3 separate regions of the Homo sapiens genome follow, and regions 2 and 3 are each linked to region 1. Evidence: chromatin loops called from intact Hi-C (ENCODE). Cell type or tissue: GM12878. All regions are shown on one strand.

Region 1 (2,500 bases):
GTGGAATCTCAAACAGCTGAATTCACAGTAGCAGAGAGTAGAATGGTGGTTATTAGGGGAAGGGGCTGGGAGAGAAGAAAGGGAAGGTGCTGGTCAAAGTGTATAAAATTTTAGGTATGTAGGGTGAATACATTCTAGAGATCTAATGTATAGCATAGTGACCATAGTTAGTAATACTATATTATATACATGAAATTTGATAGGAGAGTATATCTCAAGTATTCTCACCACACACATACACAAGGTAACTACCTGAGAAGATGGGTATGTTAATTAGCTAACGATAGCAGTCATTTAACTCTCTATATTAAAACATCCTGCTGTATACCTTAAATATATTCACTTTTTTTGAAACAGGGTCTCACTGTGCCACCCAGGCTAGAGTGCAATGGCACGATCAAAGCTCACTGTAGCCGTTATTTCCCAGGCTCAAGAGATTTCCCACCTCAGCGCTCCCAAGTAGCTGGGACCAAAGGCGTGCGCCACCACATTTGAGTTTTTTTTTTTTTTTTTTTTTTTTAAGTGGAGATGAAGTCTCGCTATGTTGCCCAGACTGGTCTCAAATTCCTGAGTTGAAGTGATCTTCTTGCCTCAGTCTCCCAAAGTGTTGGGATTACAGGCATGAGCCACCACACTTGGCCTGAAAATATTTTGAAAACTTTAAAAATAAAAAAAAAGAAGATAGCTTGGGGCCACCCTGAATATCGTTATGAGACTCACCTCTGTATGTTTTATAGTAAAATATTATTCATTTTACTCATAAATCATGTTCAAGTGATATTTGAGTGGAAATGTTTTTCTTTCAGCAAATTCAGAGGTAATATCAAGGAGCATGATCTGGAGAAGGCAGCGTGGGTCAAATACTAAAATCTGGACTTACTGTCTCAGCAGTTGGCAAGCAACCAAGGTGAAGCTAGTGCTGTGGAAAGTCCCCAAAGGACCAGAGCAGATATACTCAGTGTCCTTTACCTCTACAGCTCCGCATTTTCAAACTCCCCCACTTGTCCTTCAGTCCATCCTCTAAATACTGTTCTTTCTCAGCTTGTGTTCTCACTCATCATCTCTTCTCATGCCACCTGACCTCCTTATGTGAGGTTCTTGGCATCAGTCATCAGATTTACCCTGACAACTCCCACGGATACATGATTAGCTCTGATATCCACCGGGGTTTAAAGAACTGTTGCAAATTCTTCCTGATTACCTCCTCTTAAAGGCACCTCAAATTCAATGTGACTGAAACGGAGCTCTTCCCCTGTATATCAGCTGTCAGTTCTCATTGCTTCAGCACCTAGTAAATTCTCTCACCAGCTCACTCCTTTCAGACTACTCCATAAAATCAAGAAAAGCCTAAAATGGCCAAAAACTAACCTATCCTGCATAATCATCGCTTGTAATTTTGCCCACAACTTCAGTAGTTTGACGTAAAAGATGTTCCATTCTTTACCACTGAGTAAAGAAGTTAAAAATGTTCCGTAATTTCGAATTCCTCTTTGTTCTAAGACTTTACTCTCACCTCCGGGTTCACAGCTAAGCTCCCCCATGACTGATACCGCTGAAAGTCTTGTTTCAACAAAACATTCATGTATATGTAAAAAATAAATCATCTGACAAATTGAGAATTGCTCAATTTGAAAAACAGATTCAGTGATAAAGACAGAGGTCAATATTAAACCTATGAGTAAGGTAAAGAAATGGGCGGGAAGAAAAATAACCCCAAATCGTTGACTTCCCAGAACCCAGAGGCTAATAGGACTCTCACTTCCTGCTTGAGGTGAAAGCAAGCAAAGGCACCTCTGTTCCTATCTTGTCTTGGTCAAAAGATAAATATGAATTATTATTCTTTTCTTTTTTCATCAGTAAAGAACTTTCCATCACCCTTTTGGCAACTTTCTGCACCAGCCACTTCCCCCTCATAACTCCAGTCAACCGTTCTCACATCTGAGAAAAATAGGTGGAGGATATTTCCAGGAGCCTCTGTTGCTGAGGTTGCCCACAGTCAGGTAAAAGTGGGAGAAATTTCTGAACCACCAAAAACCTGTTCCTGAGAGACAGAAGTAGAAAAAACTTACACATATTTTTAAAAAAGAGAAGTTGAGGTGTAGGGGGATGGTGACTCAATAAAACTTCCTCCCATGATAAAATAAAGTAAAATAAAATAAAGTGAAAGTGTCTGCCACTACATTCTCAGAAGCCAAGCGTAGTCTTTTTATAGCCACCTCAGGGAGTATCTTCAGGATCTCCAAGCATTTAGATATTCCCAACTTCCACATATTTAGCACCTGGGGTGACAGGAAGGGTGTGTTCAACTCCATTAGCAGTATCCTTTGGAAAGGAAGCTGGGTGCACTCTTTCAGAACTGCTTAACATTTCCCTTTTAAAAAGATAGATCGGTAGAATTTAGTGAATTTTCCATATAGCTTAATTTCAATTCCATGTAAGAGCAAAATAACAAAATGGTCATATTTCTTTTATATTTGCTTTCTTCTTTTCTGAGCAGTTG
Region 2 (2,500 bases), 61 kb after region 1:
TGAAACAGTGAAGGAGGAAAGCACTGAGATTATCTTTTTATAAAAAGCACCAAACCATTTATTTTAACATCTGAGATAAAAGCAGAGGTTAACATGATAGGAAAAACTAGTTTAGTTCTCTAACTTTGTATTTGGGGAACTAATAAGAATCCAGTAGCTCAAAACTCAAAGTATTTTATTTTTACTGTGACAGAAATAATTCAAATAGAGAATATTTTCTAATTTAAAAGAATCTTAGTTTCCCTGATAAAGTTTTGTATATTTTGTGGTGCCCAGAATAATGTGAAATGTAGACGGTACCTCACCACTCCGTGGCAGCACCCTTTCTATCTTGACTGTAGTATATGTAATTTTGATACCATTTTTAAACTCCCTTTTCTAAAAGCAAAAATTAAAATTTGGTTTGGAATAATTGTGAATAGCATGCATCAATGCCTCCATGTGAACTTGCTGACGTCCAACAGTGACAGTTTTATTTTTCCATAATCCTTCACAAACTAATTTAATCCAAAAACCAGGGTCAAAATTGGGCTTGGAATTACAGGAATCCACTGGATGTCAAATCAGGAAAAGGTCTGGCTTCTGACGGATGATGAAGTGGCTGAAGATGTGTGGTAGTCTGAGTGTTATTTATGTTATTTAATTCAGCTGGATATGTTTCATTTAAAACTCCATTCTGAAACTGAAAACAAAAATGGTGATGCAACTTATTGGAATAGATCTTCCAAGTATCTTAAGCCAGTAAATAACATTAACATGTATTTTTAAAATCTTACCCCTGAGAGTTGTAAACTTCAAGTTCCTTTACTGTTGCTAAATTTTAAATCTTTCACACAGTGAAGACATACTGAGGACATATTATGTATTAGTTGCATTTATAACCTGTTTTTCCATTAATTTGACAGGAAATTTTGAACATGGTACAGATGAGTGATGCAGCTGTCTCATTTCAGATTGCCTTTGGGTCAGGTAGGAATTGATGGGTCAAACAGCACAAGTCACAAATTACAGTTAAATATTCTCTATCATAAGTAGGTTTGCTTTGACCAGGTTTGAAGTTATAGGTATCAATGAATTGATTATATTCAGGAATCTTACACTGGAATGCAAAACTTTTCCAAAAAAGGCAGCTTCTGATTTTCTAAATGTTTCTAAATATTCCTAAAATATTACACCACAGGTATGATTTTCTTAACCGATTTCTTATTCATAATATACTTTTAATTAATGAATACTACTGAAAGCATAGTTCTAATTACAGAATCAAGTTACCAAAAGAAAATGCTCTGTCTTGTTTTCTTACACTGCAATGAATCTGGTTTCTATAACTGCTAGTAGAAAAAAGAAAAATAAAAAGGAAGGACATGAAGATGTATAGCTCTGTAGAGTTTTATAGATTACAGAGCCTTTATATTTTAGTTAGTGGACGTTCTGGAAACTTTAAAACAGATTAAAATCATATCCTTAATTGCTTCAAATAAAATCTACCTTTGTAAAGCCTACATAACTGGCTTCAGTAATCAAAATGTTAATTACTTCACAGATCCTCCAAAACATATATAAAATCTATAGTAAAAATCATATAACCTGTATCTTCAATGAATGGCAACACTGTAAATTCTTTAAATAAAAAGTTAGTATTACCTGGCCAGATAATGGTGAGTTTAAAATGATTTTTTCTCATTACTCATAACACAATTCATGTCACCATTCTCTTTAAACATACTGTACACAGCAGTGTAATCCAATAGAAATATAATGTGAGCCACATACAGAACTTAAATTTTTGGCTACAGTAGATTAAATAAAATACATTTCTAAAGTTAATTTTACCTGTTTCTTTTTACTTTTGTAATGCGGCTACTGAAAAAACTAATCATTTCAACATGAAATCAATAATAAAAGATGAGATATTTTACATTCTTTTTTCAAGCCAAGTCTTCAAAATCCAAAAATCCAATGTGTACTTCACACAGCACATCTCAATTTGGACTAGCCACATTTCAAGTGCTGAACAGCTACTCAGTGGCTCAATATTGAGTGTCTTAGCTCAATAACATGTACTCTGGAACATATGTAGGTCTATAGAATTATTTGGTTATTTACAAAGAAGCAGTGAAAAGTAGTGAGGGGAAAACACTGCAAAGAACTTATGTGGTACTCATGCAACTCCTTATTCAAAATGTAATTTTACAGAATTAACTTCTGTACAATTTGCTTTACTCAAGAGTAAAATATACTTTCATAGCAATTTTGTGAGACGGACTATAACTGAATATTATTCAATTTTAATATAATTGAAGGATGTAAGGAATAAGAAAAATTTTCACTGTCCTTTTCTATTAAAAAGCTCATATACGATTAGACAAGCAAAATGTATGAAAAAGCCAGAAAATACAATTAAAGATAAAGCTTCAGGTCATACTTTTAATTATTATACTCTAATACAGAGTAAACAGGGGTCAAGGAGCTTAATTTTAGTCAAGATATTCTTTAAAAC
Region 3 (2,500 bases), 98 kb after region 1:
GCTGACTGCATGCCATGCTTCTGTTTAGAAGCCCTGCAAGCTTTAACTGCTGGTGGTAACAGGCCCAACAGTATGCCCAATGCCAGTCTGAATGCTATCTTGAAAGCCTTTTTAACATCTCCATCAAAAAAGTCTATGAGGTTCATCATTTGTAGCCAGTGTTTGAAGCAAAGCTGAAAAAATTAACCAAGTTTACTCATAAATATAACTGTTTTATATAATATTCATTATAAAACCTCAAAATGACATGCAAAGATATGGTTTCAGTAATCCTATGAGATCAAAGTGACGTTTTTTAACAAGAGATTGCCTCTCACAGTACTGAGTTTGCTCTATCGGATTTTTCCTCGGGGTGATTTAATCTACTCTTACTGCGTTGGTCTACTTACCCATAACTTGTTTATCTTTATTTCCAGTCCCTGTACCTGACCCTGTGCCCTTCCATTCAACATTCCCCTGGAGTTGGGCACCCGCTTCTCAGCACTATGGTGCTACTCTCCATCTAACAGCTAGGAAATCTGAAGTATTCCTCAATAAAATCCCCCTACCATACTACCTACACCCAATAAAGCCCAACTCTTAACCCCATTCATTCTTCATTTCCTTCCCCCAGCTTCAGTGCATCCGTATTTATCTCTGAATATAAATTTCAAATATTTACAATCATAAACTATGTGCTTAATGTAATGGAGGTGACACATAGCACAAATAGACCCCAACTTCATTGTCAGGCTGAACACAGCTGGATATTTTATTTCCCTATATGAGTCAAAAACATCTACAAAAACTTCTGAGAATTCTGGCTGGAAGCCACTTTTAATGAGTCAGAAGTCTTCTGCCACCCTCCTGCTGCTGCCCTATAATTGTGATGAGTTCTTTCCTTTCCCTTTTGTTTGCTATACCTGAGGAGAGATGATGAGATATAAACAGCATAGTTTCTAGCACAAGACATTAGCAGGGAAGATCAGGAAAATGAAATATGGCCTAGAAACCACTACTAGTTCCATAATCCTGGAAAACTCATTGTTTCCCCTCCCCCTTCTTCTACGCAAACACACATTTTTATTCCCCCTCGAACCCGCATAAAATGTATCTGCCTTACCAGAATCACTAAAACATTACCAAAAAAATTTTAAGTGGTAGTTAATTGTTAAATTAGTACATCTCAAATATGTACTAAGTGCATGGTACTGTACTGGGAAGCTCTGGTAGTTTCAAAGACAAATAATAGTCCTATCTTTAAAGACATTCTTTTTCCTACTAGGAGGAAATATATTTTATAACATGGCAAAATCAAGCATAATATATTGCTCAGTAACACAGGTGCTGCAAAAGAGTTCATGGAGATGTGGCATCTAAATCGGGTCTTAAATACAGGCAAGACACTTCTGTTTCTGTGACGGCAGAATATCTAGCTTTCTGCAACTACCCTTCTCTTCCAGAAAACCACACCAAAACAAGAAAAGCAGGAGCCAGAAACACAAACTCTGTCTCCGATGAACCTAAGTGACAGCTAAACCCAGATGCTAATAAACAGGAAGATGGTAGAAAAGAAATCAATAATAGCATAGAACAGGAAGGCAAATATAATCACAGTATATTACTTAGCTAAACAGTAAACAATATACAGTCAAAAATAATACAACACTAATGTGTATATAATCCAAAATTGTGATAAAATATATTGGGAGGATGCAGGAAGGTGAAAAAGGTTAAAGTGAGACAAGACAGCACTAAAATCCCTAACTACCACAGTAAGACATCAAAAGATAAGGCCTCACATGCTATACTTAAGATGTGCCACATATATAATTGACTTTTAAAATCTGCCAGTATTATTTAATAGGAATACATTTTAAAACAATATTTCAATAGAAAGAAGTAAAAAGAACAAACTAAAAGATGACTGAAAAATGTAAGACAAAACAAATGAATACGTAAAGGACACCCTAAGTAGAAAATCTGCAAATACAAGTGCTTCTCCTATACATAACCATGATCCCAACATATAACTTTAATTACCAACCACACTTTTGCCTATGAAATTGACAATAATATTTTTTAAGCAAAAATGCAAAGATATAGTCACATCCCCAGATTGATGATGGAATGTAATTAGTAAATTTTTCTTAATTTGATACTATCTCTTGGAGTGTACGATTTGGTTCAACCTTAAAACAACACATACTTTTCTATCCCAAAATTCCCTTACAGGAATTTTTTCCTAAAAAAATAAATTTGCATTAAAATTTACACGTCCCAAGGGTATTCTCTGAAATATTAAAGTATTAAATGGTTGGGAATAAAATTTCCTCCCAAAAGAAAAACAGTTAAAAAAATTATAGAATATTAGTACAACAGAGTATTATGCAGCCTTTAAAAACAATGTTTTAAAGAGGAAGGGAGGTGGGTAGCAAATCAATAAGACAGGAGAAAAGACTCTAAGAGGAAAGGACGTAAAAACACAAGTATGGGGATGAGCAAGTACAAATTATGTATG

Evidence for each region. Peaks named below come from ENCODE experiments on the same cell type or tissue, not always from the same donor. Only the 100,000 strongest peaks of a DNase experiment are listed, where the experiment ranks them.
Region 2: it touches region 1 in a loop (1.9-fold over the local background); 3 of 110 quality-filtered maps call a loop at or near these places.
Region 3: it touches region 1 in a loop (3-fold over the local background); 3 of 110 quality-filtered maps call a loop at or near these places.

What each region holds. Positions count from the first base shown.
Region 1 is chr7:17,401,614-17,404,113 of GRCh38, reverse strand. The region is part of intron 1 of LINC02888 (long intergenic non-protein coding RNA 2888); the gene reads right to left. Among named protein-coding and RNA genes, the nearest start is that of LINC02888, 28 kb to the right of the region's middle. In GM12878, no CTCF peak of the experiment used is centred here; DNase peaks (open chromatin) are centred at 1,063 and 1,673; H3K4me3 peaks cover 1,107 bases; H3K27ac peaks cover 1,867 bases.
Region 2 is chr7:17,341,103-17,343,602 of GRCh38, reverse strand. It overlaps AHR (aryl hydrocarbon receptor), which reads right to left. Exons shown (of 11, transcript NM_001621.5): 11 at 1-682. The coding sequence ends at 539. Among named protein-coding and RNA genes, the nearest start is that of LINC02888, 33 kb to the left of the region's middle. In GM12878, no CTCF peak of the experiment used is centred here; no DNase peak of the experiment used is centred here.
Region 3 is chr7:17,303,473-17,305,972 of GRCh38, reverse strand. The region is part of intron 1 of AHR (aryl hydrocarbon receptor); the gene reads right to left. Among named protein-coding and RNA genes, the nearest start is that of AHR, 6.1 kb to the right of the region's middle. In GM12878, no CTCF peak of the experiment used is centred here; no DNase peak of the experiment used is centred here; H3K4me3 peaks cover 449 bases.